2 separate regions of the Mus musculus genome follow, and region 2 is linked to region 1. The links are chromatin loops, found by intact Hi-C in ENCODE. Cell type or tissue: heart. All regions are shown on one strand. Each heading gives the region's core, and the rest is flanking DNA. Links, peaks and the distances in the headings are about the cores only.

The links. A loop is a pair of places that touch in the nucleus more often than their neighbours do. Peaks named below come from ENCODE experiments on the same cell type or tissue, not always from the same donor. Only the 100,000 strongest peaks of a DNase experiment are listed, where the experiment ranks them.
Region 2: a loop joins it to region 1, with 2.7 times the contacts of the local background. A loop is called at or near these places in 2 of 42 quality-filtered maps.

What each region holds. Positions count from the first base shown.
Region 1 is chr5:75,829,516-75,844,492 of GRCm38, forward strand. No RefSeq gene overlaps it. Among named protein-coding and RNA genes, the nearest start is that of Gm32727, 140 kb to the right of the region's middle. In heart, for the core only: no CTCF peak of the experiment used is centred there; DNase peaks (open chromatin) are centred at 5,416, 5,816 and 6,296; H3K4me3 peaks cover 639 bases; H3K27ac peaks cover 520 bases; H3K27me3 peaks cover 210 bases.
Region 2 is chr5:75,584,594-75,599,570 of GRCm38, forward strand. The region is part of intron 1 of Kit (KIT proto-oncogene receptor tyrosine kinase); the gene reads left to right. Among named protein-coding and RNA genes, the nearest start is that of Kit, 17 kb to the left of the region's middle. In heart, for the core only: no CTCF peak of the experiment used is centred there; no DNase peak of the experiment used is centred there.

The DNA of each region.
Region 1 (14,977 bases), core at 4,333-8,332:
GTTTGGTTTGGTTTTGAGACAGGGTCTCAGCTTTGGCTGGCCTTTAATTTACCATGTAGACCAGGCTAGCCTTGAACTCAAAGAAATCAGGCTGCCTCTGCCTCCTGACTGCTGGTATTAAAGATATGTGTTCTCTATAACAGTTTTAAAATATGATATTTAACTTAGTTGCCATGCCTCCCAGTGAGAGGCAGGAGACCTCCCTTTCTGGCCTTCATGACCTCTTTCACGAACAGGTTCTGGCAGCTTCTGTGGCCTGTCATGTGGAACACTTGCCCCTGGGACATGGCTACCATGGGTAAGGCAGTCTTAGCCTGGGGAGCATCCTACATAGATAGGATGGAGGTCCCCAGCTAATAGTTCCACACAGAGCTTCCAGTTTATAGCCAACATGTACGTTCCAAGGCTATCCCAGCTAATGTCCCATGGAATAGAGACAAGTTGCCCCCACCAAGCTATGCCCATCTTGTAGACTTATGAACAGGGTGAAGCTAAGCCGCCAACCTTTGACACAGACTGCCACACAGGCAGAGAGCCCCACCATTGCAATACCCCCAGTCACTCCCTGTTTGCCACTTGGCTGTCTTTGCTGCTCCCTCAACACTCATAAATGTTCTTGTCTGGGAGCCTTGGCACTTGCTCTCGACTTTTGTGTCCAACATACACACCATTGTTTCTCTCTCATTCTCCCTCTCCTTGTACCCCCCCTTCTATCTCCTCCTCTATCTTCCCCTTCCTCTTCCCTTCTACCTTCCCCTCCCCCTCTCTTCCCCTCCTCTCTCTTTCCCCTCCTCCCTACCCCCTGCTTTTGAGTCATTAATCACTCTTATCTTTTCAGGAAGGACTTCCCTCCTAAACTGGCAAACCACAGGTGCTCTCAGCCCCTCCCCCCTTTCACTGGTTTTCTCCAGAGAAGCCGTCAGTGTCTGACACACTGCATGGTTTACTTATTTGGAGAGACCTCAAGTGACAGGAACCATCTGTTTCATCCCCTGCTGAATCTCTGTGTTGAGGACGTGGTCCCTCCTTGACTGATAGACACAGGCTCGCTGCAGATGCAGAGACAGCCTTACTAGTTTGTCCCCTGCCTCCTCCCCATCTCCTCTCCAGGGGGCTGACATCAGGCCTCATGCTTTCTACCTGCCTCCTGGGCTGGAAGTCAGATGCCATCAGGTATTCTCCACACTGACCATGTTCTCCTTGTGCTGGAGACAAGTTCTTTAAATCATATCTTGTGCTCATCTCCACCAGGAGTGATTGTGAAACTTAAGGCTCACACTACCAAGCTTCAGTGTGTGTGTGCGTGTGTGTGTGTGTGTGTGTGTGTGTCTATGTAAGTATCTGAGTGTCTGTGTGTCGTGTGAATGTGAGTGTGTGTGTGTGTGTGTATGTCTGTGTGAGTATGTATGTATGTATGTATGTGTGTGTCTGTGTGTCTGTATGTGTGTGTATGTGTGTATGTATGTGTCTCTGTGTGTGTCTGTGTATGTCTCTATGTATCTCTGTGTGTCTTGTGTGTATTTGTCTCTCTGTGTGTCTGTGTGTGTTTATTTGTGTGTATATGTGTGTAAGTGTATATATGTGTGTTTCTGTGTGTATATGTGTGTGTTTGCCTGTCTGTCTGAGTGTGTATGTGTGTATATCTGTTGTTTTGAGTGTGTGTGTCTGTGTGTATATGTATGTGTCTGTGTGTCTGTGAGTGTGTTGTGCATGTGTCTATGTGTGTGTATATGTGTGTGTTTTTGTATGTGTGTGTCTGTGTGTCTATGTGTATGTGTAGGTATGTGTTTATTTTTGTGTGTATGTCTGTGTGTGTATGTCTGTGTGTATGTGTGTGTATGTGTCTATGTGTGTGTATATATGTGTGTGTGTTTGTGTGTATGTCTGTGTGTGTGTGTATTGTGTATATGTATGTGTATGTCTGTGTGTGTGTGTGTGTGTGTGTGTGTTGAGGATGGGGGCATTATTCACCTGTGTGGTTATATATGGAGACCAGAGGTTGATGTTGAGATATTTCCTCAGTTTCTTGTTCACTTTATGTTCTTAGGCTAGGGTCTCACACTGAATCTAGAGATCACCATTTACAACCCTAGCAGCCCACGAGTCCCCAGAGCCTCCCGGTTACCCCCTTTCCTTGGATTGTAGATGTGTACAGCCATGCCCAGTGTTTACACAGCCTTGAGGATCTGAACCCATTCCTTACACTTGCTCAGCAACCACTTCACCGCTGAGTCATCTCCCCAGCAAGCGCCATTTTTACTAGCAAAAAATAAGAACGTAAATAACGACTGGGCTTGACTTAAATAAAGGAAGCCTTGACTACTGTGTAAAAACAACACCCAAATCCGGACACTTTAAATGTCAATCATTTACTGTGTCCCTGGCTCTGATATGAATGGGGTTGGGGGAGGGGGCCTCAGTGGGGACAGCTTTAGCATCCCATGGTGTCAGCTCCAGCAAATCAATCCAGAGCTGGCATGGGTGCTTGCAAATTTGTGCTTTTAGCATTTAAAGGATCCTCTCCATCTCACCAAACTCTGGCTTTCAAGTGTTAGCAGGCTTTATTCTCAAAACATTTCTGATTGGAAGCTATGAGAACCCATCACTTTCCTCAGGTTGCATAGCCAAGGAAGCAAAGGGTGCCTATAACCCATTGGCAGAGATGCCGCCCCCTTAAGGTGGTCATTTATGACAACTGAAAACTGAATTAATGCAATTATTCATGTGATTTTAAAAACCACATTTTTATTAATTCTTGGAGGACTTCATGCAATGTGCATTGACCACATTTGCCCCCATTATTCTCCTAAGTGCTCTCAGATTCCCCCCTTATCCTCCCACAACCCACTGAGTCCAATCTGTTCTGCTCATACATCATGGGTTCAAGGCCATCTCCTGGAGCTTGGTTGACCCACCAGGACAATCCCCTTGAAAAGACCTGACTGTTCCTCCCCCAGAAACCATCAACCCTCTACGACTCCTCAAGGGTGTGAGCTGACTAATGCCTGCCCACCCAGTGCTGGAATGTTGGCCAGCTTGATCTGGTTCAGGTCTTACATAAGCACCACAGCTGCCCTGTGATCGTGAGTACAACGGCCCTGCCATGTTCAGAAGATGCTGTTTCACTCTGGTTCTCCCCAGCCTTGAGCTCTTACGACTTTCTGCCCACCTCTCTGTGATGGCTCCTGAGCCCTGGGGTGTTGATGGTACAGACAGTTATTGCGGCTGGGATCTCAGCCTGCACGCGCTCTCTGCACTCTGGCCAGTTGTCCTCAGGTGACTTTTACACCTTCTGCATTTGTTCACTGACTAATTCCTTTAGTGAATCAGTAGCTGATTCATCAGTAGCTTCTGCCCAGGGGAAATGTTTATACCTATTCTTGAAAAACTGATGACATATAATTCCTTTAGCAAATAAGTAGGTAAATCAATAAAAAAAAAAATAATCACTAAATTTACAATGGATGAATGTCTTGTTGACTTTTGCCTGGGACAACCCTCAAAGCTTTGCACAACTTTATTTATTTATTTTTATTTTAAAAGCATTTGTAAACATTTATTTAATAGCAATCGGTAGGTCCTTGAGTACCAAGGCACTCATATAAAGAACAACCAAGAGGAGTTGATTCCATCTTTTGTATTACAATCTAATATTTTTTAATTTTACAAAAAAATACTATTAAAATGCAAGTATATCCCATCAGCAAAATGAAGGATTTTCAAGAAAGGATTTATTAATTTTTATTTTATACATATGAATGCTTTGCTTGCATACATGTATGTGCACCACGTGAGTGCCTGGTGTTCGTGGAGGCCAGATGAGGGTATCAGATCCTCTGAAGCTGGGGTTACAGATGGTCGTGAGTCACCATGTGAGCGATAGGAACTGAACCTGGGTCCTCTGAAAGAGTGGCAAGTGCTTTTAACCTATAAGTCACATCTTCAGCTCCAGTTTTCTCCTTTTCATATTTTTACAAAGGTAGATAGATCATGGGCTGATGAGCTGGCTCAGCAGGTAAAGGTGACTGCCACCAAGCTTGACAAAGCTGAGTTCAATCCCTGGCAGCCACATTCATATAAAACAATAAAATATAAAACAAATAAAATAAAATAAAATGTTTTGTATAAAATAAAACAAATCTTTTATAATCCTTTCTATATTTATATAATTATAGATTATAATTACCTCATGTGCATAATACATATTATATATTCATATATAATTATATATATAATTACTTTATCTTCCCCTTTCCTTTCCTCCCGCCAAATCCTATGTACCCTTCCCCCTTGCTGTCTTTCAAATTTATGGCTTCCTTTTTAAGATTGCCTATAGATAGATAGATAGATAGATAGATAGATAGATAGATAGATAGATAGACAGACAGACATACACAGTCTTTTTTAAAAAAAACATGCAGAAAGCTTATGGGGTATCGGTTTCACTCTGTTTTTACAAAGCAGTAAACTGAGGCAGACTAAGAACCTAATAACTGTGATTGAGGCAGGCACTCAGGCATTACTGTCCTGTCATGCTGTACACAGGACCGCGGTGACTTGACAATGAGGCAGGAGAGGCATCAGAGCCCAGGTCTATCGGGGGAGGATGGCTTCTACAAGAGCTCATTTCTATGCTGGATCCTAAAGGGCAAGTGAGAATGGAGTCTGATAAGGAGCTTGAGGCAGAATTTGCAAGAGTGCCTGCTGGTTTCCAGGCAGTATATACTCGGGAGAGGGAAGCCAAGAAGTGTAAGATGTGGCCTTTGACTTACAGACAGAGAGGTTAAATTGCTGAAACAGAATGTGTTCATGGCTAGCAGAGACGTGCATAAGCCTCGCCAGAGAGGTAGAGGAAGTCAGAATCAAGGCCAGGTCACTAGTTCATTGACGGCAGATGAAGTGGCCTTTGAGTTTTAATGCTGAAGGAGGAGGAAGAGTTTGCCAAACAAACGGAGTGGGGGGTTACATCTCTAGCAGAGGAAATAACGTATTTGGTGGAAGAAGTGTTTAAAAGTCTTCCTTTTGCTCTATGCAAGTTATTTTAATTTTTTATGACTCAATGTCCCACCTAATAATTGGGTATAATGATCGTCCTTATGTAGAACATCGCCTTGGGAACAAAAGCAGTAAATACTTGCAAAACACTTAGAGCAGGGTTAGTGCATTGTAAGTCCTGTCTGAGTTTTTATAGAGAGAGTAAACTGTTAACTAAAAACTCTTCAAGTCTCTTACATGTATGGTATGCCAGCCCAGTCTCCTCCAATCTAAAATCCTGCCATCAGTAGCTTCTGCCCAGAGGAAATGTAAGACTTGGCGTCTGACCTCCCTGGATTTCCTTGGCTCCTCAGGGCTTTCAATTCCTTTCAGCTTGGTGTCCTGCTCTCCCAGTCCCTGATGTCTGTGGAATAGCGGAAGGGTGTCCCAGGGTGAGCTGAACACGAATCCTGTAGTCATCAAGATCAGTCAGAGTCTTAAGATTGGCGTCTGACCAGCTCTAAGTGGCTCTAATTACATTTCAATGGAGCATAGAGTCAAATTTTGACAAGCACATAAACTTAATAGCTGATCTGCAGGCATAATTACCACCAGACTGATTTGTAACTGCCAGCGAATAAGCCCACGAGACGGTTATCCAAAGTCTTCCAGTTCAAAGACCGAAGTTGTGAGGATGAAGCCACTACAGCCACGTTGGAGCTAAGCGTCTGCTGCATTCGAGGCTCTAGACACAATGCAGGGAACTGAGCCATCTCAAAGCATCACTCGAATCCTGTTTGGCTGTTCTGATGCAGAAAAAGATAAGAAAGGGAATCAGTGTGGGGAAATGTGATATGCGGAACTCTAAAAATAAACTGCCTGTCCCTGACATCTGTGTTTGCAAACACACTGTTTAAAGCAGTGCTCTTCCCTCCGAAGGGCCAATCCCAAGATGACATCCTCCTCCGCGGTTGGTTTTTCCTGCGGTTCTCAACAGGAGGGCTTTCCCAGAGACCTCTTGGCTTCCAGCTTTTATTTGATGTCCCCCTTAAAAGAGTGGGCAGGATTATGGACATCGTGAATGGGTGATTTCAGAAACCCAGCTTCTCAGCCGCTCCACTGTTCTGCTACTGAGGTGATTCTGTGCTCCCTCGTCTCTGATGGCGTCCTTCCCGGCCCTCTTGAAGAGAGTGTCACGGTGCGTAATCCCAGATCAGGTTTGAATCAAATAAATGACACATGACGCGGTGGCCAGATGTTCGCGGGTGAGAACCGGAGCTAAGTTCACACAATTGTTCTGCCTCCTCGCTTTCCGCCGAGGTTCTTTCCTGTGGGCTGGAGATGGTATTGGCAGCAGCTTGGCTCCGCTCTCCTCCACCGCCAGCCCAGCCTGTGCTCCAGGGGCTGCTCGCAGGCTGCCTTCCTCTTCCTGTGCAGCTGGTGTTTGCAGAAGGACGCGATTTGGAAGTTGATTTATTTACTTTGCTTTATTTATTTTTTTTTATGAATGGACATAGATGGCTGTTGTTGAAACAATCAATCTACTCCGGTGAGATGATTATAATTTAACAGAAAAACATGCTTCGGGGCCACGTGCAACATTAAGGCTTAGGGCTTTGGCAACGTTCAAATGAACTGTCCTGTTCAGAGTAAAATCTGAGGATATGTTGCGTCTTTAAACATAAACCCAACTGAATGGGTTGGGTCTTTGGCTCTACAGACTGGGGCCTGTGAACGAGGCAACACTTTCGATTGTAGAAGCCAAGGGCTACTGTTCAGGTCACTTCCTTTTGTCCTTGTTGTCCTCACTCGGGGACTTACAGGATGCTTATATGGCCCCAAATATGGAAAAAAAAGAGAATATTCCAGAAAGTGCCTCCTCCTCTTGGGCTAATTCCTCTTCTCAAATCATTTTGTAAAAGTCTGAAGATCTGTTGCTGGAGAGATGGTTTGACAGTTAAGAGTGCTGACTGCTCTTCCAGAGATCCTGAGTTCAATTCCCAGTAACCACATGGTGGCTCACAACCACCTGTAATCAGATCTGATGCCCTTTTCTGGTGTGTCTGAAGACAGCTATGGTGTACTCTTATGCAGAAAATAAATAATTCTTTTTTTTTTTTAATGTCTGCAGATTTAAGACACAAACATGGCAGTCACGTAAATGATAGGCTGAGGTAGATACCTTTCCTTTAAAGAGTTTATCCATATTTTGAAAGCAATATAAAAAGCATTAAAGGCATAGTCAGCCATAATTCATCCTTTCCTGCTTCTTTTTACCATGGCAGCCATCAAATTCAGCCACCTGAGGAACTATCACTTTTCTACACAGATGTACCATTCAAAGATGGACTTGCTTCTTAGATATGCAGATAATAGCATACAATACACATTGTACTCCGCTTTGCCTTTTCCTCTGAACAACACATCAGATGGAGGTGTCTTTTCTGCCCACGAAGCTGTCAGGAGAGAGGTTGCTCTTCGGCTCAGTGAGCTGCATCTGGCTCTGGCTTGTTGTACTGACAACATGCAAGGTGCTAAGCCAAGCTGGCCTTCAGCACAGGGCTTCCCAGCCTGAAAAGATTGGAGTCCTAGTGGAAACCTTAAAAAGATGAATAGCATCAAGTATCAAGTGGGCAAAGGAGGAAACGGAGGTCTAAGGGTATCAGACAGAACGTGGTGTAAGCTGACAAGTTGAAAGAAAGGACACTTTTCAGGCTTGCAACATGGCGGTCCATTGTTTCCTTCTCGGCTTTGGTAAGCAGAAGAAACTTACTTGCTATTATAGCATCATTTTAGCACGATAGAGATCTTGAGGGGGCAGAAAAGATGGCACAGTTGGTAAAGTGCTGACTGGGCAGACATGATGACCTGAGTTTGGATGTTCAGTATCCATGTAAAAGCCAGCAGAGGCATGCAACGCATGACCCCTGGCTGGGGAGGCAGAGACGGGCAGATCTCCTGACACTCATTGATCACCCAGCTCGGTGAATGTAACGGGCTTCAGTGCAGTGAGTCCTTGTCTCAAAAGAGTAAAGTGGATGGTGAGAGAGGATGACGACACCTTCTGGTCTGCTCATGCAGCACATACATACATGTGTCCACACAAACATGTACATTTGGTGCATATGCATATGCATCCACAAAAATACATAGGACACATATACCCATGAATCCACATACATGCAACACATATGCACATGTATCCACACAAACAAGTACATCCATCACATATACACATGCATCCACATAAACATATACATGTAAAACATATGCACGAGTCCATAAAAACATATACATGCTGTGAATATGCACATGCATCCACACAAACATGTACAAGCAGCGCATGTGTACACATGCATACATGTAGTATATTTGCACATACCCTTACACAGATGTACACATATACACACTTAAAAAAATAAAACCAAACAATAAATTACTTACTTAAAATATCTTTAGGAACAAAATGGCCCGAACAACGTGAGAAAGGCAGAAAGGTAGCAAGCTGTAGAATGAGGTAATATGGGCATTAATGCTGGATATACCAGATATTAGTCCATTCAAGTCATTTAACCCGTTATTATTTTCTTTTATATAGAATAGAAATACACCTTAGGGCACTCTTGCGTGTACCCAACTCGCCAGCAAGAACGACACTGCAACAGGATCCTTCTGCACACGTTTAATGGGAGATCTTGATTGCAGAGGCGAAGAGACCCCGAGCCCAGAACTGGTGCTGCTTATATAGGCCTAGGAGAGGCATGTCTCACACCCGGATTGGTTATGCACTATACCTCATTTGCATGTTCCTCATCTGATTGGTTATTCTCTCTCAGTACCTCACAGAACCTCATTAACATACCTCATTTGCATGTCTCACATCTGATTGGTTATACTCTCAGAACCTCATTATCATGCCCAGGCCAGGCAGTGTCTTGGCAAAAAACTTTACTGCATATGTACACATTGGTTGTTTGCCCAAACTTATGCGTGGTGGCCAGTGGTAGCCAGCGCCACCTTGCAATGGCACATGTGGCTTCCCAGAGGGCACGACAGAGACTTTTTTGTGTTTTCAAATTAGGCAAACCTAAGCATGGTGGTAGACCGAGGCAATCCTGCCATTTGAAAAGTTGAGATGGGAAGGCCAGGAGTTCAAGGTCACTCTATAGCAAGTTCAAGCCTGCCTGGGTTACATGAGACCCTTTCCTTGGCAATACAGATGCTAACCGTTACTGTGATAGGACTGCGTACCAAACAGTCCTGGGTCACGGGCACTTGTTTTTTCGCTGTGGTTTGGCTACAGTCAGCTACTGTTGGCCATTCTGTCTGGCCTCCAAGCTCTGAGTCAGGCTCAGGTGTTCTGTTCCTGTCTGGTTTTAAAGGGTAACAACTGAGGGCACGCTCACTGTAGAAGGCAGACCATAGGAAGGCTGGCAGGATGAACCATGATTCAAGTAGCCTCAGTTTATAACTAGCATGTTACCACTCTGTTGACTTTATTTCCTGGTTTTATTTTGGTTTGTTTTGTTCTGTTTTGTTTTTGTTTTTTGTTTTGTTTTGTTTTTTTGGACAGGTTCTCAATATGTAGCTCAGGTTAGCCTTGAACTCATTATATAGCCTAAGCTATCCTAAAGCTAGCTAGAAGTGAGCCACTTGTTTAGGCCTTCCAAGTGCTGGGTGGGATTTTAAAAGTGTATTATTACTACACCTTGGCTGCCCACAATCTGTTAACCAAAACATCACATCGCCAGGGCCAAAGTCATTGTGGTAAGAATAGCTAACCACTGCCAAGATAGGGATACACTAGCTCTCTCTTGCAGTCCCAAGGGCCTAGCAGACACACAAGAATAAGGTCTGGGATCAAATAGAAAAGAAATAGCACTAACTCCATGATGATTCTAAAATAGACCCTGAAACTAACATTTTCACGCACAAAAAAAATGTTTAAAAGTCAGTTTGCAATTTTGTTCTAATCAGAGTTGACAGATATAGCTCCTCTATGAATTTGAAAACAGGTGTCCCTTCTACCCAGATGTGTACTCAGGGTCAACAGCATGGTTCAGGTATAACAGCAAAATCCTTCTTCCGTGGGGACAAACCCCAGCTCTGCACAGAGCCCATGGCTGGGGGCTGTGAGCAGGGGAGTGTTACACGCAGGAGCCCCTCGGCTGTGCTCACTGTGCAGTGTACAGCCAGTGCACCATGTGCAATGTCGTTGCTCCTGAGAGTGGAAGGTGGTTTGGAAGTCTCATCCTGCATGGCTCTCTGCATCTGAGTCCAGACCCAGGCAACATGGAGACCTAAAAGCTTGCCCACAGTTCTGGGGCTATGAGCTGGTACCACAGGGAGATGCCCAGACTCACACAACTTAATTTCTTTCATCCTGATTGACAGGATAAGCAGAGGAAGGAAGAGGAGGGAATTTGGAAGAAGTCTTATAAGACACTGATGTTATAAGCCTGAGTGGGGTGCTAGGCAACAAATTAGGGAGCCACATCTCAGGGTGGGAGACCCTCCTGTGTTTACACACGGAAGTGATGGGAGAAATAGGTAGGATTCTATCCTGAGTTACTTACTTGGAGATTAACTAATGAGAGTTCCGGAAGCAGTGACGCCACTGGGCAGAATATTAAGTTTCTCACAATAGTCATGGAGATTTTAACCCTAGAGGGGATAGGGAGAAACAGAGGAGGCAGAAGGGAGGAGAGAAATACCCAGCAGGGGAGGAGGATAAAGACAAGAGCTATGTCTGCTCTGGTCCCCAGCATCAATACTAGGGCTTGGCCTGAGAAGATGCTCACAAAATGAGCATGGATGTGTGGGAGGGAAGAGGGCAGAGAAATTATGACCTCTGTGACTTTACATAGAACATTTCTTAGTGAGAATGACAGGACATCTTCAGTCTCCACCAGCCAGTTTCATATTGTACTTGCAGAGCCATGTCGTGAGTGTGCAGACACACACACACACACACACACACACACGCAGGCACACACATATATGCACACAGATGCACGGACACAGGCACACACGCGTGCACACACTCCTTACTTAGCATCACTCACCCATCTGGTCCATCCTTGCTTATCAGCATCTGAGATCTGCAGCCTCCCCCACAAGCCCAGCATAGATGAGCACACCGGCTCGCTTGTCCTCCTCTCTTTGGTTTTCCTGTTTGCTTGCATGTGAGAGTCTGTTAGATACTTCCTTCTAGGCTTAATTGCCAGCTGACCTGGGAGTGTATGAATCTGCTTTCTCAGGGCCTCTAGCTCCAGTGACTCTGCAGTGGCACTCCAGGCTCCCCTCAACAAGACTGGAACAGTAACAGCTTCCCCGGAGACAAGAATGACAAGTACCGCACCTACTGTGGAGACAAAGACCCCTGAAAAGGGTTCTCCCTGTGGGGCCATCCTTGGATGCTGCCCAGATACAAGGTTCAGCCTCTTCTTCCTCTTTAAAATATGGCCAGGTCCAGTCAGATCCAAAGTGATCACACTGAGGACTGAGTCCCATCACTGGGCCACCCAGACACTTCCAGAGCCATTCAGGATCCAGCTGCTGGTGTGGGGGACTCAACCTCTTGGGAATGGCATGTTTATTTTGAAACCATTGTGAGTCTTGATTTGGTATAGTGAAAGAAATTAGTGCTTGTGAATATGGCCCAATTATTACTGCATTAATTCTTCCAAATTAGCAGCTGACATTGGCTGGGTAGCAGTCAGGACATTTCAATAGGTTCAGCTGGAAAGTTCTGTGGCTGTGGGGTCACCCCACCCCCACTCCAAGCCAAATGACACCTCCCTGTCTGGATGACCTTCACAGCAAGGGTGAATGGCACTATTTTAAAGGCATCTGGAAGTGCACAAACTAAGGTGTGGTGGGGAGAGGCCCCAAAGTTAGCCACCACCTTGACATCATTGATATCCACATTAGCCCATGGGTTCCAGATCCTTTGAAAATAGGAGGAACTATAGCTTGCTCTGGAGGAATAGAGTCCCAACGCCTTCTCATCTTCTCATGGGCTAAGCAACTTAGTGAGTTTTCACTCTAAGTCAGCAGTCAAGAACACTCCCTGCAGCAAAGAGCAATGCCAAGGACAGAGGGGATTCTCTGATGGTCGTTAGGAACCAAGTTGGATCCTGTCCGAGTTCAGGTATCAGAGCCCAAACTCCCACTATCCAAGAGTGTATTTTGGAAACCCAGGTGATTAAATCAAAAGACTCTTGAGTTGGCACCTGGTTGAACAGGATTCTCCAGGGAAAGAGAATCAATAGGATGCACCCATGACACAAGGACATGAACACACACACACACACACACACACACACACACACACACACACACACAAATACGCTTGAGGCAATTGGCTTAGACAGTTAGAGAGACCAGCAAAATCTCAAGGCTGAAGAGCTGCAGGGTAAGCTGGAGACGGGAGGCTGACAGGAGAGCTTCAATCCAAGCAAAGGGCCGGATACCAAAGGGAAATAACTGTGTACGTGCGAGCCTGAGGGCTGCCAGGTAGAGGCTTGGGGAGAGCTGATGTTTCCTTGAGAGTTCCAAGGTTAGCACAAGCCAAGAACCTGGAGAAAAGGCCAGCCTCCAGGAAGAATTCTTTCTTATTCAGAGAAGAAAACAACTTTTTTTTGGTCTCAGGCTTTCAATTGGTTGAATGAGAGCCACCCACAACAGGAGGAGAAACCAGCTTCCCTCTGTCTCCTAATGTGAATGCCAAGCTGATGCAAAAGTAGCCTCCCGAGGAACTCCAGAAGAAGATAGATCAGATAGGAGGGTGTCTCATGGTCTACTTAAGCGGGCACATACTATTAACTCAGTCCTAACCAACTCTGACTGCTGTCCCTATCAAAAGAATAAATCTGAGCACACAGACATCAGGGCTATGTGTGTATAAAGATCCCCATGAGGACACAGCAAGAGGACAGAAAGACTTCAGAAGACACCAAACCTGTTCCAACTTGATCTTGAATCTCTAGCCAGTGAGAAAATGTATTTGATAACAAGACATCAAGTCTGTGGTATTTTGTTAGGTGGCCTTAGCAAACCAATCCACTTCTCTGCAAGATCAAGGTAGGTAGCTTCTGCTACTGGTCCTGCAGCCCAGGACTCCTGAGCCCATGTCTCCTTCACAATTATTTTGGTTTCTTCATATGCATTGGCCCCATGCACACAAACAGGAAATGCTACTGCGTCCTGGGAAAGAAGCGGGGGTCAGAGATGGGGAGTTTCTCCTGTGCGGCTTCAAGACAGGACTGCTACAATGCACAACTGGCCCATGTTATTGTAGCCCAAGACCACCCTGTCCTGTCAGAGAAGCTGGCAAATCCTAAGCCTTTCTGTCATACTTTAAGACAAACTAAGTCAAAGGAGCAGGCCTGGGGTAGGTTGCCCAAAGAGCTGGCCTGCAGGCTTAGTCAGCGGAGATGACTGCACACTGGAGAAGCAGCAACTGGTGGATTCTCCACAGAACCATTGGGGCTGAAATGGCTGGAAGAGGGTTTTTAAAATGGCATCAATTATGGGTTTCTTTTTGCCCCTCTTGGAGTGTCCTTGGTACTATGGGAATATCTCACTATTTATTGAACCTGTGGCTATTGGGACCCATGAATTCTACCTAGCCTTGGGCAGCCTTCAGCACCTAGGGCTGATCAGATGCTATGGGCTCAGAGCCCCTAGCCCTGTGACCTGCTATTGTGGCCATGTATGAGCTCTTCACCTAGGGATACAGCTTCATGTTTTTCAAGTAGTTCCCACCCAAGCCCTGCAGCGGCCAGCTGCATGGGAGAGAAAGTAACTCCTTTGTGGAGCAATTTCACCCCAAGCAAAGAGGAGATTCACTGCTTCTTAGAATAGACTGTGTGAAGCCATCTCACATGACCGAATACATGAGACTGATTTCTGGAGGCCATTAAAGCAGGGTGGCCCAAACAGGATGACTTTAAACAGAAACTTACTCTCTCTAGGGTTTCTAAGCCCAAAGTACCAGCATCAGCATGTGAGCAGCACCACACTTCCTGTAGGTTCTAGGGCAATGGTTCTCAGCCTTCCTAATGCTGTGACCCTTTAATACATCTCTTCATGGTGTATTAAAGGGTCACCCCCCGCTAGGCCATTAAATCATTTTCATTGCTACTTCCTAACTGAAATTTTGCTACTGTTATGAATCGTAACGCAAATACCTGTTTTCCAGTGGTCTTAGGTGGCCCCTGTGAAAGGGTCATTTGACCACCAAAGGGGTCGGGACCCATGGGTTAAGGGCGATTCACTTTCTTGCCTTTTTTAAGCGAGCTTCCTCTTCTGTCTGTCCATCTATCCTGTAGATCTCTTGGCATTAGATGTAAGGCCTACTTAGATATTCTAGTGTGAGCTTGTTATTACAAAATACTTAATAACATCTGGAGGGACTTCTGGTCTAGGTAGCATGCCATTCATGGATAACAGGAAGTAGGATTAGACACACCCTACTCGAGGTCACCATCCATATCATCACAGACAGCCTTGCTTTAACCCTCAATACCCTTCATCACCCTTCCTCAAGTGGTGACTCACGACAGGGACACTCCCACCTTGCCTCTCCTCTCACCCACTGAGTCCCTTTCTTCCTATCCAGACTATGTCGCTCCCAAAGGAAGCATGGGTACTCAGTCCTTGCCTCTGCCTCTGCTGCCAAGAAGAGGGCAAGGCAATAATGAAACATAATTTGGCAGATGGGAAAGCAGTCTTCAAGTCTTGCACACAAGCTGATATAATAAATATCATAAACTGAGTACCTGATTTAAAGATCTTTTTCTTCCCGGTTCTGGAGGCTTGGAAGTCCTAGCTTAAGTCACCAGAGGATTTGGCATCTAGAGAGGGCCTACTCTGTTTCATAAATCATGTCTTCCAGCTGTGTTTGCACAATAGAAGCAAATTACCTCTTCAGGGCCTTGTTGGAAGGGCACTATTCTCAGAGGGTTTCACCTTCATGACACAGTCACCTCTTCAAGCA
Region 2 (14,977 bases), core at 6,316-10,315, 240 kb before region 1:
AAATTTGTCCTTGAATGGTTTTGTATTTATTTTCATATAATATGTATGCTTAATGCAGGGAAATAGTAGGGATGTTCTGGGCTGTACCAGAACCAGAAAGCATCACTTTGATAGAAGAGGACCCACCGCCCCAGTTTTTAAAATAAGCTTAGCATATGTAGAAGGGGTTGTGAGTTTCTTCTTCAGATCTGAATGTGTTGCCTAATTTACATTTCCAGCATTTTTCAAGGGACATTAACTTAAAATTATCATCCAGTTTAGAACCGCTGTCTCCATAAGGGGCTGGGAGAGCGAGTGCCAGCGGGCAGGGAGCATCTCCTGACACAGGAAGTGACAAGGGACAGCAGCAGTGTCAGATGCTGGCCAGCACAGCGCCTTCTGTGGTGCTGCTCTTGAACAGAGCCGGTATGAGTAGCTATTAAACTTGGGTGGGGGGATAGCAGTGAATAACCCAGACCTGGGGCTTATGTTCTAGTGAATTCTTTCTTCTCAAGAGCCCAGAAAAAATCCGGGCATGGTGGCGCACGCCTTTAATCCCAGCACTTTGGAGGCAGGCGGATTTCTGAGTTCGAGGCCAGCCTGGTCTACAAAGTGAGTTCTAGGACAGCCAGGGCTATACAGGAAAACCCTGTCTCGAACCCCCCCCCCCCCCCCCCCGCAAAAGAGCCCAGAAAAGCAGGGAGGGAAAGAGAGTAAAGAAAGAAATGTGAAGGCTCGTCTTACAAAAATCTGCTGAATTTAGACTTAATGACCAGTGGTGTCTGTGGTTAGTGAAGGGACAAGCAGAGGAAGGCCTGAGAGGGCAAACTAAGAGGGCAGGGACAGGAGCTGGACTTGCAAGGATGGAGTGGAGGTCAGTGGGAATTTTGGGGTGATTTGGGGCCACTGCCTTCCCAGGAAGGACTGAACCAGGACAAATCAGATTGTCATTTGAGTCTTTGATTGTCATATAGGCCAGGGACCAAGTCAGAATTGAAACACTGGGGCATTCCCCACCTTCAGGATTTTGGGGCATCTTTAGAGTGCGCCAGGGAGTCTTGTCAGTCTGAAGATTTGGAACCCTTTGTTCTAGAACATACCAGAATGTTCTTCTTCCATAGCTGAGGGGGATGTTTCAGATGTTCTTTTTTTTTTTTAATCTTTATTTAATGTATATGAATTTTATATCTGCATGCATACCTACATGCCAGAATCCCATTACAGATGGTTGTGAGCCACCATGTGGTTGCCAGGAATTGAACTCAGGACCTCTGGAAGAACAACCAGTGCCCTTAACCGCTGAGCCGACTCTCCATCCTGCTTCAGACATTCCTTGGATCTATAGGAGGGTGGGGAGAGGGGCTCATTCTATACCAAAATTAAAACATCCTTTCATTTTTTTTTTTTTTATGAAGAAGCTGGGCATGACCATATTAAAGCCTACAAGACTGTACTTAGACAAAGTGCAGCTTAAGTCCCAAGCCTGTTACCATATCTGGTCAGGATGAACTACCAGCATGGAGATGTCACAGAATGGGACATAGTGAGGTTTATTTATTTATTTTTTGCATCTCAGCCTTTAGAATGGCCTTTCGGATACCCAGAACGCGTTAAGCTCTGAGCTCTTCAGTTTTAAAACTGGGATTTACTGAACTGAGGATTGAGACTTGGGGAATCAGGACTAGAAGTTTGATCCGTCTGTCCTTGGATGGTGGACATCTGGTCCTTGAGGAGGATCATGGTCCCCTCTTGGCTGGAACTGGGAAGGACATCCCTAAGTTGGTTGACTGGCCTAGTTGAAGGTTGTAGGGAGGAAGCCTGAGGTGGTTGCCCTGTGGCTTCAAGCACTGTTGATGAATTCACTGGCATTGGATATGGATCGCACATGCGGGGTTTTACTGGCCTACAGAATCATTTGTGTGAGGTCCTTGCTCCGTTTGATAGCTTGTTCTGATTCAGGGTAGTCTTCATTGTTGGGACCTACTGGTTGGGTTGAGACTTGCAGGGCCTGTGTTTAACTAGACCTCTGTTCTTGGCTTTCTATAGCTGTGATATGCACCATGACCAAAGCAACTTGGGGAGGAAAGGGTTTATTTATCTCACTCTACAGGTTAACAGTCTATCATCTAGGGAAGTCAAGGCAGGAACCTGGAGACAGGACCTAAGGCAGAACTGTGGAGGGGAGCTGCTACCTGGCTTTCTCCCGCCTGGCTTGCCTGGCCTGCTTTCTTACACAGCTAAATGGCACCACTCATAGTGGCCGGGGGCCCTCCTACAGCAATCAGTAAGTAGAAAAAAAGCATTACAGACATAGCCGCAGGCTAGTTGGATCAAGACAATTCCTCTGTCTAGGTTTCCTCTCCCCAGGTCCCCTAGGTTGGGTCAAGTTGATAATAAACACTTGTCAGTATAACCGTATTTAATTAAATTAACTATCACTTGACTGAGAAAGAGTAAACCCATTTTGAAAAACATCAGGTAGCCTCTGATCTCTATTGTTCCCTGACCCGTTTGGAAACTTTTTGGCAGCCATTTTTATTTCAACATGGAGGAACGTTGTCTTTGTTTTATGTAGCCCAGGCTGGCTTCAAACTCAGTATGTAGCTGAGGATACTTCAAACTCCTGGTCTTCCTGCCCTCCCCTCTCAAAAGCCGATACTACAGGTGTGTGTCACCACATTTGGCCAGCGTGGTTTTTTTCACAGTGGCATTTCAAGGACAACATAGTTTGAGCTCTCAGATCCACGAGGCCAGTCGTGGAGCCTCGCCCCTTCCCAGTTCACCATCTCATTCCTATGAAGCTTGATTTCCATCTAGAAATATTTTCAGTATGTAGCTCTAAAATACCAATTTCCTTTCGTAAACAGTCACGGTGTCACATCTGATCACTGCACTGACACCCCAACCTCCCACCCCACCCGAGCCTTCCAACCCATGGGGGAGGGACACTCTATTCAAGCAGGAAAACAAATCACACGGCTCTACCCTGCTGTGGAATATTCAGTACTCACCTTTCCCCTGGTGAACATAAGTACTATAAAAATGTAGACAAGTTTTACACATGTTTGGCTGACGCTGAGAGCAAGCCTCGGTTTGGAGGTCTCCCCGACGTTGCTTCTTGGTGGGCTTCATTCTGCCTTCGCTCCTGTGGAAGAGGCTGCGTGTTTGCTGATTGCATTCCTCTAACAATTAGCGTGCTTCAGTGTCTGCATTTCCTGTAAGCTGTCGATTGAGTGGTGGATCGTGATCACCTTTTGTTTTTAAAGGTAGACATTGTGTTCTCTCTAGTGGACCTTTGAGTATTTGCGGTGACAATGATGTTCTTCTAATAGGTGCCTTTAGACCTTTAGAAGCACTCCTGTCTGCCTCTTCCCAGAGCTGTTTTCTATTGGTTCCCTACCATGAGTGACATTTAAATCGGCCACTAGTGTGCTCTCTGTTCCTTTTGTGCCAGGAGCTGGGGGTTTGAAGGAAGAAGTATCCACCCCCCCACCTCCCCACCCCCCCAGCTAATTATCTGTTTGCAGAACTTGCTCTCTCAGGTTTCCAAGACAGGGACTCACCTATTCTCCACTATCACTTTCTTTTAGTGCCAAAAGTCAGCCTGCATCCAGTGTTGGGGGCGATGACTGGTCTTGCGCCTCTTTCTGAAGGGATGCTCTGGGAGGCATCTCAATGATGTACTCACAGCAGCTTGTCTGTAGTCTTTGCTGGAAAGGTCACATGTCTCATAGAAAGCCTCAGCCATCCTGTCCTTGCTCAGGTATCTTTGTATCTTTATTTTTTTCCTGTATTGTCTTTTTGCCATCAAGTGCTGTCAAAGTCAGATACACTAATATGGTTTTTCTCTGCCTCTGATTTGGCCACACATTTACCTAGATACCCACAGGAATGCTTTCTTTACTCTTCCCAGGACAGTCACTTTTGAGAGTTCATCTTTTCAGAGAAGAGACCACAGCCTTGACATAAAATCCCAAGCATGGCTTTCATTTTCCCTCACTAAAGAGTTGTTGAAGATCAGAAGTTTTTATTATTCTCCAATGGCTTCAGAGCCAACAGCAGCATATGTTGGACTTTCTTTGTCTTCTAGACCTACCATGTTCTTGGAAATCCTTTTAGTTCCATTATCATTTATCTAGAGTCACATTTTTCCTCACACTCTGATCTTCTGGCCTCAGCCTCGCAAATTCTGGGATTACAGCAAGGGCCATTGCACTCTGAGATACATTCTTGTATTTGTTCTTGTGCTCTGTACTTTGGTGGTTTGGGTTGGTTTTGCTTCCTGAGACAGGGTCTTACCAAGTATCCCTACCTGGCCTGGAACTCACTATGCAGACCAGAACTCACAGAGATCCAGCTGCCTGTACCTGCTGAGTGCTAGGTTTAAAGCCGTGATCCACTATGCCAGTCTTTGATTTTTTTTTTTTGAAGTAGGTTTCATGTATGCCAGCCTGGCTTCGAACCCACGATGTAATTGTGGGTGGCTTTCAACTCTTTATTTTCCTTCCTGGATACTGGAAGTTCAAGGGTGTGCCACCAGCTGAAAGACTTTACTTTCTACATTAGAGATGTCCCCCAGCTTTCTCATTTTTCTTAACAACTCTTTGGAATGCAGTAGCAGATCTTTTGGGGAGGGCAGGTCAATACTGTCTCGTAAGTATGGCAGACCGGAGCTCTCTGCTCTTGTTTTAACTAAGCGATAATCTTACTCTTTCGGCCTCTCCTCAGTCCCTCTCTCCAGACCTTCCTTCTCCTTGCCCCTCTTCTGTCCTTGAATCCCATCCCCAGCTCTGTCTATCTCCCTTTGTGGGGCTTCATCTGGGGTTGTGACTTCTTAGGGATCAACCTCTCTCATTCCAGAATACTCCAGCACACTGAATACACATGCGTCACCATCTCCTCTGCACTTCCGGTCTGTGTGGTTCTCCTCAGAATAAACTGTGTGACAAGCTGCCATGTTTGCTGCTGGTAGTTTGTCCTGACCCTCTTGGAGGCACACAGTAGATCACACAGGGCTGTGTTGTCATATTTTGGGCTCCCAGCACTCAATCACATTGGGTTGTGATGTCAGACCCTGGGCGCCCCACACATAGAGGCACTCAGTGCTGTGATGTCATACTCTGGGCTCTCTGCTCATTGGTTCACACAGTCTGTGTGATGTCATACTCTGGGCTCTCGGCTCATTGGCTTACACGGGCTGTGATGTCATACTCTGGGCGGCGCCCACATGCACGCTGAATCATATGCAGATCAATGAGTCATCTGAAGTATCGAATTCTGCCTGTTTGCTCAGTTTTGAGACTGAGGTTCATCAGTTACATTGCCGGTAACTCCTGAAGCCAGAACAGCCCCCAAACTCTTTAAAGTTACCTTTTGGTTTTGTTAATTTATGGCTTTGCCAAGCTTGGACCAAAGTGAAATATGAAATGACTGGCTGACGCCTTTGAAAACACAATCTTCCTTAAAAATATAATTTAAAAACGTTTGTCGCCGGGGACAAGAGTTGTGTTTGTAAACGATCTGAAAACAGATCAGTGTGAAAGCAAATACTTCCTGCCCCTCTGACATCAGCTGTCTGCGCTATTGTTTACAACAGAGCATTATGGTGGAAGTCAGTCAGGAGAGCAGGAAGCTCGTTAGGGAGTTGTCTTTGAGGAACACTTGGTAAGAACCAGTGTTCTTTGCCATTGGCTGTCTGGTAAAGGATTCTTGAGTTCTGAAGGAGACAGTCTTTTTTTTTTTTTTTTTTTTTTTAGTTTTGAAAGTGTTAACACCGCGTCTACATGGTTAATACCATATAATAAAGGTATCACTGCTGCCTAATTGGGTACATTTCCACTCCCTCCTGCCCCCCGTGGAAAAGTTTGCATATTTCTAATTATAATCATTTGAAAAAAAATGTTACCAGGGGTTGACATATTCATTTAAATTTCCAGAAATCTCAAATTTTCTTCGTCCGATTTGAGTCTCTTCCACTTGGTCTTGATTTCAAATATGCTAACAGGTTCCTAGCCAGGCGTGGAGGTGAGCACCTTACATGCCTTTAACCCCAGCACCTGGGAGGTAGAGACAGGGGGATCCCTGAGCTAGAGGCCAACCTGGTCTACATAGGAATGCCAGGACCACATAGGCTCTGTCCCAAACAAACAAACAAACAAACAAGCTTACAATTCTAGAATGGGCTTCCTTTCCCTGTCGTCAGGGATGGTCATATTCTAAAGCTATGAGAAAGAACTAGAGTTTTCTCAGTGGACATACTGGATGGGTTGTTGTTGTTTATTGTTGTATTTCTCAGTTCTAGAAAACAGTTCAGTTTCAGGCATTTTTCTCTTGTTCCTTACAGGCACTCAGATCAGTTTCCACAAGGGAGAATTCCTTGAAAAGGGATGCAGGCTTAATGTGTGGTTCTGAGTAAATATCACCCCAGAAAAATTAAGAGAAAAGTGAACACTCATTAAGCAAATTGACCACCAGCAAGCGTTCTGATGAGTGTTGAATCAAATCTGAATGCACCCATCTTGTCCATTAGTGTGCTTTTACACCAGGGCAATTGTTTGGCTCTAATTATTTTCTATTTTGCGTGTTTGAATGTAGAATGGCTACAGAATTAACTGTTGCCGGGCAATTATCTGATTAGCAATTGAGGAAAACGGTCACTGGTATCCGACCATTCACCAAGAAAAGCTGCTTTGGTGTAGGGCTCTGAGGGGACCCTGAAACAGACTGTTGGGAGCCAGACGTTTATTGGAAGGGTTATTCATGCTACATACATACAGACAGACAAGAGCATGGCGAGAGCTCACAGGAGAGTTCAGGCCCCAGTGTCGCAGACAGCAAGATAGGGTTCTGAAAGAGAGAGCAGCCTGGTCCCTTTTCAGAGTTCTCTGAGGGAAGCTGCAGCAAGGCTCTGCCTCCCTCGAAGGCAAAGTTTATTGCTATTTGAGGGAGGCAACCCTCCTGTTCAACCATGTAAGGGGACCCCTGCATAAGGGGACCCCCGTGCTTCATATTGCACCAGAGTGGGCTAGGAGGCCCCCAGCCCAGGGGGAGCATGGCAAGATGGGGGAGTGCCAGGCCCTCCGAGTCACTGAGCCAGATTGAGGTCTGATGCGCTGCAGAAGTTGTCTTTGCCACCAGTGTCACTGTTCTGGAGTCCTGTAGCTGTGACTGGTGCATTCTGTAACATTTCCCACTTGAAAGCTCGGGGATTTGAGAAATCTGTGCGCGCACGACTGGCTGCCAAGGCTTGTCAGGGGGACCCAGCGCGAGGCCGATTTCTAGGTGTAAAAGCCAGGCAGATTTGCTCACTCAAGAAAATCTGTCTCTGCAGGTTTTCCCTGAGTTCCAAGATAGAGATCCTGGTACGGCTTCTTGCTACACTAATGGCTGGTGTCCTGAGTCTCAGGGGTTTTGGGTTTTGTTTTTGACTGACTACTGTGTAGGTCAGGGGGCTACCATACCAGTTCTTCAACGGTCAGGACCAGCCACACCAGGCACGCCTGGGACCAGGTAAAGACGCCAGCCCGCTCTCTCCCCCAAACCTGCTGCACTGGAAATAATAGCAGCATGGGTTTCCAGTCCTTGATTTAATAAGGCCGTCAGAGGAAGCTGCTGCAGGCTGAAGGCTGAGAACCCCCAGCTATGAGGGGGTCAGAATGCCTGGGCTTCATCCCAGCACAAGGCCCAGGGCCTCTTAAGTCCCCCGATGCTCAGACAGGGTGCAGTTCTCGGTTCTCCTTCTGACAACCTAAGAATGGTAGACGGGAGTTTCAGTTAGTCCAGACAGGAAAGCAGACAGCTACAGTACTGAGGGGCTGTGCAGAGGTTTCCAGAAGCATGCGTGTGCGATGAGGGAGGCGAAGCCAAGGCCTTGCTGCAGGTGGTATTTTCAAAGGATAAATAGGGTTAGTACCTACCTTGATTCCAACCTTCCAGAGACTACACACCCAGTGTTGCTCACCTATGTGGGGGTATGAAGATAGCCCCTTGCGGGGCCTGGTTCCTACTGCCACACACACTTGCCTCCCGCTCTGCACTTACAGCTGCCCTGGCTTCCGTAAAGATATGTGGCTTCCTGGCCTCTGCTTACTACCTGGGGTACAGAGCACGGTGCTTCCCCTGACACTCCTTGGTGCATGCCAGTTTCTAGCTCCTGTGTCTCCCTTCACGATCCTCGTCCACCTCTAGGGTGGGTCAGGTCAGCTCCCTTGTGCTTCTCGGCTCTTCACACTTCTCACACAGTAATTATAGAACTGTGTAATTGTTGGTTTATGGCCCAGCCAGGAGCTAAATATAAACAGCGCGGGTGGGCATGGGGAGGTCTTGTACACTGTTGCTCTAAGGGCCCAGCACACAGCCAGACTTCAGTGTGGTATTTTTGAGTAATGGGGATGGAGGTAAGGTCTAGCCTTTACCCTTATTTCAAGAACACCTGAGCTTAAGGCTACATGATAGCGCTCTGATTTTGCTGAGTTTTAGGAAGGGCTAACTGGAAGCTGGTGCTGCTGCAGTAGCGTCTTCTTGCTTGCTTGCTTCTAAGCTCAGTTCTGGCTCTGGGATGCAGGAGAGAGCAGGTTCTCGAGGGCTAGACTTCCAGGAGAGATGGCAGAAGGAGAGAACCTGTACTTGGAGATCTTGGAGATGCTGTGATGCAGGGTCAGAGGACAGCAGCCTGCACTGGAAAGATCCTGGGAAGGTTGTCATGGAAAGGAGTGCTGCCTTACTCTCCCAGGGCTTCTGAGAACGGCTACCCACTTTGTGCCCAGAAGCAGTGATGAGGTATCCTGTTCTTCCCACACAGTAACAGAAGAGAGATGCAGGGACTAGAGAGATGGCTTAATGGTTAAAAGTGCTTTTTGCTTTTCCAGAGGAGTCAGTTAGGTTCCAGCAACCAGCAACTCACAACCACCTTAGCTTCAGGGGCCCAATGCCCTCTTCTGGCTTCTGAGGGTGTCTGCACACAGACAACAGACATATGGACAGAGACACAGACATACATACACACATAGACACACACACACACACACACACACACACTGAGGTAGACAGACAGACAGACACACACACACTGAGGTAGACAGACAGACAGACACAGACACACACCAATAAAAATGTAAAGAAAGAAGCACCATTGGCCTGTTAACTGGTTTTGCTCTGGCTAAAGCTTTGTATTTACTTTCTAGAAGGTGACAGCTTGGGGACTCCATCTCAGCAGCAGCAGCTGCAGCCGTAGATGGGGGCATTTGTTTAAAATAAGACTCAGTCTCATTGGTCTTTATGAGAGGCATTAGCAGTAACATTCACGCATGTCACTTATAAAAACAGCGTAGCCTTAAGAAACTTTTTTTTTTTTGAAGATGGTATTTCAAGACCCAGGGAGTTAAAATGCTCACATGATTATGGAAATCTTGCTTTGAGTAAAGAAACTAGTAATCTATTGACTATTTGAAATTATTGGGTGTCTGTACACATACTCTGTTTTTCCAATGCTAAGGTTTGAACCAGGGGTCTTGCTTGTGCCTGCTCTCTAAGCACTCTGCCACTGAGCTACACACCGCATGCCCCGCAACATACTTTCTTATAGCTGTTGTAAAATTCTGCTTTGGTTCAATAAATTAGTAGAACAGTCAATTTAGGAACAAAAGCTGTAAGATTTTAGGAGGCATGTACGGAGCTGACTAGGGCGGTTGGTGCCCTCGAGGGATGTGATTTTTGTTTCCCATGTCTGTAGTTTTAACGTCTTCATCAAGTACCATTTTCCTCCTAACTTAAGGGAATTCTGTATCCCCTTTCCCTCCCCCTGCCTTCCTGCTTCCTCCGGGCTCCAGGAGTGTTTTCTTTGGTACTTTCTCTGGTACTTCAGGTGCCACTAGGTCCTTATCTTCTCGCTGTGACATCACCAGCAGCATTACCTAGGTTCTGAAGGGAATTAGAGATGGTGCGAGGATCCCAAACAACTCTACTCATGGCTTTCCGTCATCTCCTCTGAGGCCTGGGGAGGCCAGTTGGCTTCCCCAAAGCTTCACTGCTTTGGCTCCGGATCCCTGTGTGGCTCTGAAACCTACACTGAGTGTCCCTGTATTCCTGTGCTGTCACCTGCTTACCCAAGCTCAGGGCAGCACCTGGCACTTATACCCTCTGGTCAGGCTTTAATAAGTGCTGTATAAAGTTACAAAGTTGGACAACTCCCCACCCCTACCCTTCTACCACCACCACCCACTCCCAAGAACTTCAGGCCACAACTGCTAACTTTTTTTGATCCTTGCTTTTTTTCTGGGGATGAGCGCATGCAGGCCACCCAGGCTGTGCCTCTGCCCTTGACCAGAGACTATTTTCCTGCCTTCTGAGAAGGCCTTCCACCAAGAAGGGTGCTTGGAGTTCCTCAGGGAGCCCCTTTAAGCCCTGCGAGTTCGACACAGGCTTGCTGTCTTCCTAGAAATCTCCAGCGCCTACACAACAGATTCTCCTCTTTGGCAGGGTAACGGGAAGGCGAGTAGAGATGGCTCAGTAGGGATTCGCCCCCCGGCCTGTTACCCAGGGCTGCAATGCACTGTCGCCCCGGAATAGAAGTCCTGTGGTAGAACAGTTAACAACTGCCTCTGCCCTTTGCTCCAGCAACTGCCTGAGATACAATTTCTAGTGGGAAACATGACTGCTTTAGTCCCCACTTCTGTAAGATGACATCTTGACAGTAGAAACAGAAGGAAATTTTCCTGTTTGCAAGTTGTGTGGGAAAAGGGAAGGTACAATTTCCCTTACTTGACAGGTTCCTTTAAAAGTAGGTTTTAGAGTATATTTCTGAGTAAAATGTATTGACTTGCCCATTATGAGGAAAATTAGCATATTCATCTAGTTTAGTCGAGTATAATTAATGCGCAGCATCTCTCAAAGCTAGAAAGTCAGAGAGGCCCCTCTCCAGAGTGTTGATCGCAGTTGAAAATGCCTCAGGGAAACCATCCAAATGTCAGGATGGGGAGAAAAAAAGAGAAGTGTGGCCCAAGCGCACACTGGAGCATTAGTCAGCCTTGAATAGGGATGCGGTTCTGGCACGCTACAGCATAAACGGGGCTCTGTGACTCTCCGAGGGAAACACGGAAGTCACCCAAGGACTAATAGTGCATGCGAACTCTTATTCCAGGCACCTAGGAGGACAGATTCATAGAGATAGAAAGTGGATTGGGAAGACTCAGGGAGAAAGGAGCATAGAGTTACCAGCTGGCGGGTGGGGAAGACAGGAAACGAGTGGAAGTGACCTGTGACAGTCACTGCCCAGCCTCGTGAATGTCCTTACTATTACCTCTCAGCTGCATACTTACAAATGGTTAAAGTGGTAATTAAATATTACGCATATTTTATCTAATACATTTCTGAAATGCCCCGATTGCCATATGCGTGTACATATGTATGCGTCTGTGTGCATACACACACATGGATGTGTGAAAATGTTAATCATTTCTTACCTAATGTCTCATTCGACACCATTAGAACTTGATGCTGGAGGACTGGAAACAGAGCCTAAGGTCCCCCAAGCTTTATTTGCAGTCATTTATTTTATTTTATTTTATTTTATATTTTGGCTTGCCACCATTACTACCTTACATTCTCTCCGGGGCCTGCAGGATTGGCATGTGGCAGAATTCTAAGACTCCTGAGAGAACATGGCAAGCCGAGAGGGCACCACCTTATCCACACGCACAGGCCACGCCTCTCCCTCCTGACCTGGATCTGTGGCCAACTCCTTCGTAGATCCCTGCAGGCCCCGTGTGCGCCGTGCAGCCAGGGAGGCAGCTGGGAGTCTGGACATGCTGAACTGTCTGTGGCCTGGAGTCTGACTGTCCTGCTGTAGCGCGTGGCTGAGCTGACCCTTGCCTCCCTTCTTGACCTGTCTCCTGCTTTGTTCTCGGTGTTCTGGAAGTTAAGGAAGTCGGTGTTGAAAGATGTGGACAGACAACCCCCGACACCATCCCCAGCCAATGGCCGCACAGATGATGGCCGGGTTCTTGTTCTGGTGTTTATTAGAGAGACCACTCCTTAGTGCTGCTTATCTGGTTCACATTACAGTAAGTGCTTTCCAGAAATCAAAACACGGAAACCTACATATTTACAGCAGGGGCTGTGCTGGGCGATGGGGAAAAACCCAGTGGAAATGAGAAAGTTCCTCCGCTGAGATCTGCGATGGAGCCACATAGACTGTCCATGTCAAACCCAGGGCTTGCCTCATTCCCCCAAGGCCAGGTTCATAATGGCTGGGGAGAGCTTCCTCTCTTTGGGCGTCTTTGAGCCAGGGTCAGGGGGGGCGTCCTGTTTCCTCAGACACTCATAGTTGGATTTTTCTTAGGATAAGCAAGCAGGGACTCTTTTAAAGGAAATATTTTTCTTGGGAAAACCTGAACTTCTAGAAACCGTATCTGGAAGAAGTTCTGAAAAACAATTAGTTAAGAAGACTCCTCCTCATTGGTGTGTGTTGGACCGGGAATCACTGACCTGGTGGCACCTGGTTATGCCACAGGGATTTGAGTACCTTCCATGTCCAGCCCCAAATCTTTAAGGAGAACCCTTTATCTTTACCCCTTGTGTTCTAAGTATTTGATTCTGGGTCCCGGGTTTTTCAAAATAATGTTTATATTATATCCTAATTATCTTTAAGTTTTATCTATTTTTACTTTGTGTGTATGTGTAAGGGCATGTGTATGCCATGACACACGTGCATGGAGGTCACACGCTAACTTTAAGGAGTCGGTTCTTTCCTTCTCTCTTGTGGATCCCAGAATTGAATTCAGATCAGGCTTTCCAGAAAATGCCTTATCTGCTGGGCAGACTTGCTAGCTCTGGAATTTTAAGCAGACACCCTAGAGCCATCACCTAAGTTTCCTGTAGTGGTAGAAGAAGCTTAGAGACAGGTCTCAGCTAGCCCAGCTGGGCCAGGAGTTGATGGATGTCAGGGATGACCTTGAACTCCTGAGACTCCTGGAGGGGCTGGGATTGCAGGCCCAGGGGCCCCACCGCAGTATAGGAAGTGCTCCGGAGTTGAAGGCAGGGCCTTTGGTGGCTGAGATGGACTCTAACCACTGGGCTACACCATCAGCAGGTCCTGGACTGGCATAGCTCTTGAGACTTTTGGACTTTAATTCTTGGGTGAAGAGACTTCTGTCAGTAGAATTCAGACCGTCTGTGTATCTGTCTCCACCTGGGGCAGCCCTTCCTTTGCTAGTTGCTTGAAAACAAACGCAGGTCGTTATGGGTTTTATTTAAAATGTACAACTATTAAATCATAGTCGAACCAAGCATTTCACATTTTCACCCTGTCCCTCAATCAGCGCGTAGCTCTGCTTGAAAGCTGGTGTGTAAAGCCCTCAGAGTCCTTTTCAGTCCCTTAGCAGCGGCAGAACATGACATCTCTTTGATCTTGGGTATGCTTTTCAAAAGGCACAGGCAGCCTGGGGCGTCTTCTTTGCCACCAGATAGATAGTGTTTAAGATTTTGGGGTGGGGTTAGAGCACACCCCACTAAGATGAGAGCTCAGAGAATTGGAGAATCGAGTTGTTCTTAACAGCAGAGTGAGATTGGCGAGGGGTTGGAGGTGGGGTGGGGTACAAAAGCCAGGAGCTGGGTGCAGCTGGGCCCGCAGCTGGTGGCCCTCCAGAGACAGAGATGGGAGATCACCTCAGCTCAGGCATTGGAGACCAGCCTGAACAACATAGCAAAATTTTACTGATAAGATTAAAACAGTAGTAACAATCAAACCCCCAAAGCTGAGAAGCAGAAGCGCAGGCTACAGGAAAGGTGATCTGGGGAGGTGATTTTCTAGCCCCGGGCCTGCCCAGTGGTTAGGGCAGAAACTGCCGAAGCGAGGCAGAGGCAGGAAGGGTTCACATGCAGCAGAGCAGTTGGGTAGGAGGGGATGGAGAAGGTAGCCTCCCACCCCTGGCTTGCTTGGGCACCCCTGTTTGCTTGGGGCTTCCTTCTCTGGCGCTGGAGGACTACGCTTCTTCCAAGACCCCTGAGATTGCCCTCACCCCAGCCTCTTAGGCAATGCGACTGCAGGCTGCCCCTGTTACTTTTGTGAAACCTGGCCAAATCCGCCAGGCCTCACTCCACCGGTATTTCTCCCTTTGGACTCCTCTCTCGGTCGGTCCCAGCGGAGAGCCTCCGTCAACTTTGTGCTACAGCTAAATTTTCCTCAAAGGACTCGTTCCAAAATATGAGCGGCTTAATGTGTGTCTTACCCTAACTTGGGTGTCCTTGAGCCAGTATGGGCTCCTGTACCACTAGGCCACATGCAGCATTCCCCGAGCTACTTCTAGCTTGTCGGAGCTCTTCAATCCCCTTCCTCCTTCAGGGACCTTGGGCCTTGCCGTCTATAGCTCTGGTCTTTGTAATCTACCCCAAGCCCCAACCCCAGTAATTTCACAGACACTCCAGGTACCACCACTTTGGACTAGACGGATCCAAATATCCCTAAGTCTATTTTTCTTCTAATCACTTGACATCCACAATGTTCCATCACAGAGGCCTCTGACACGAGTGTCATCTTGTCTCCTCACTGTCCAGGGCCAGCTTGCCTGGAGTCCCCTTAAGCACTTAGAAATACGGTCCTCCAGCCATCTTGCTCTTCCTTGTTTCTCAACTGACTTTGTTCTAGTCTCATTTTCTCAGGGCAGACTCCCTCCTGTGGAAAAGCAGGTCCTGGGCTGGTCTCCCCACCCTAACTAACCCCCAGCTCGCTGCTCTTTTTCTGGGGGGGGGGGGGTTGTACTTGCGCTCTCTCTCATCCCACCCGCAGCCTGGCCGTACACTTTGTTCAACTTGAACTCTGAACTCCCGGAACCCCTTTCTGATCTCTGCTGACACTCCATCCCTTTTCACTTTAATCAGTTCACTTTAATGCAGATATTCCTTACGTTACAATAGTAGGAATGTTGATTTAAAAAAAAAACTTAGAAGTTATAAATGTATTTAATTAATACACTCAATCTGTCAGATATCCTAGCTTAGCTGA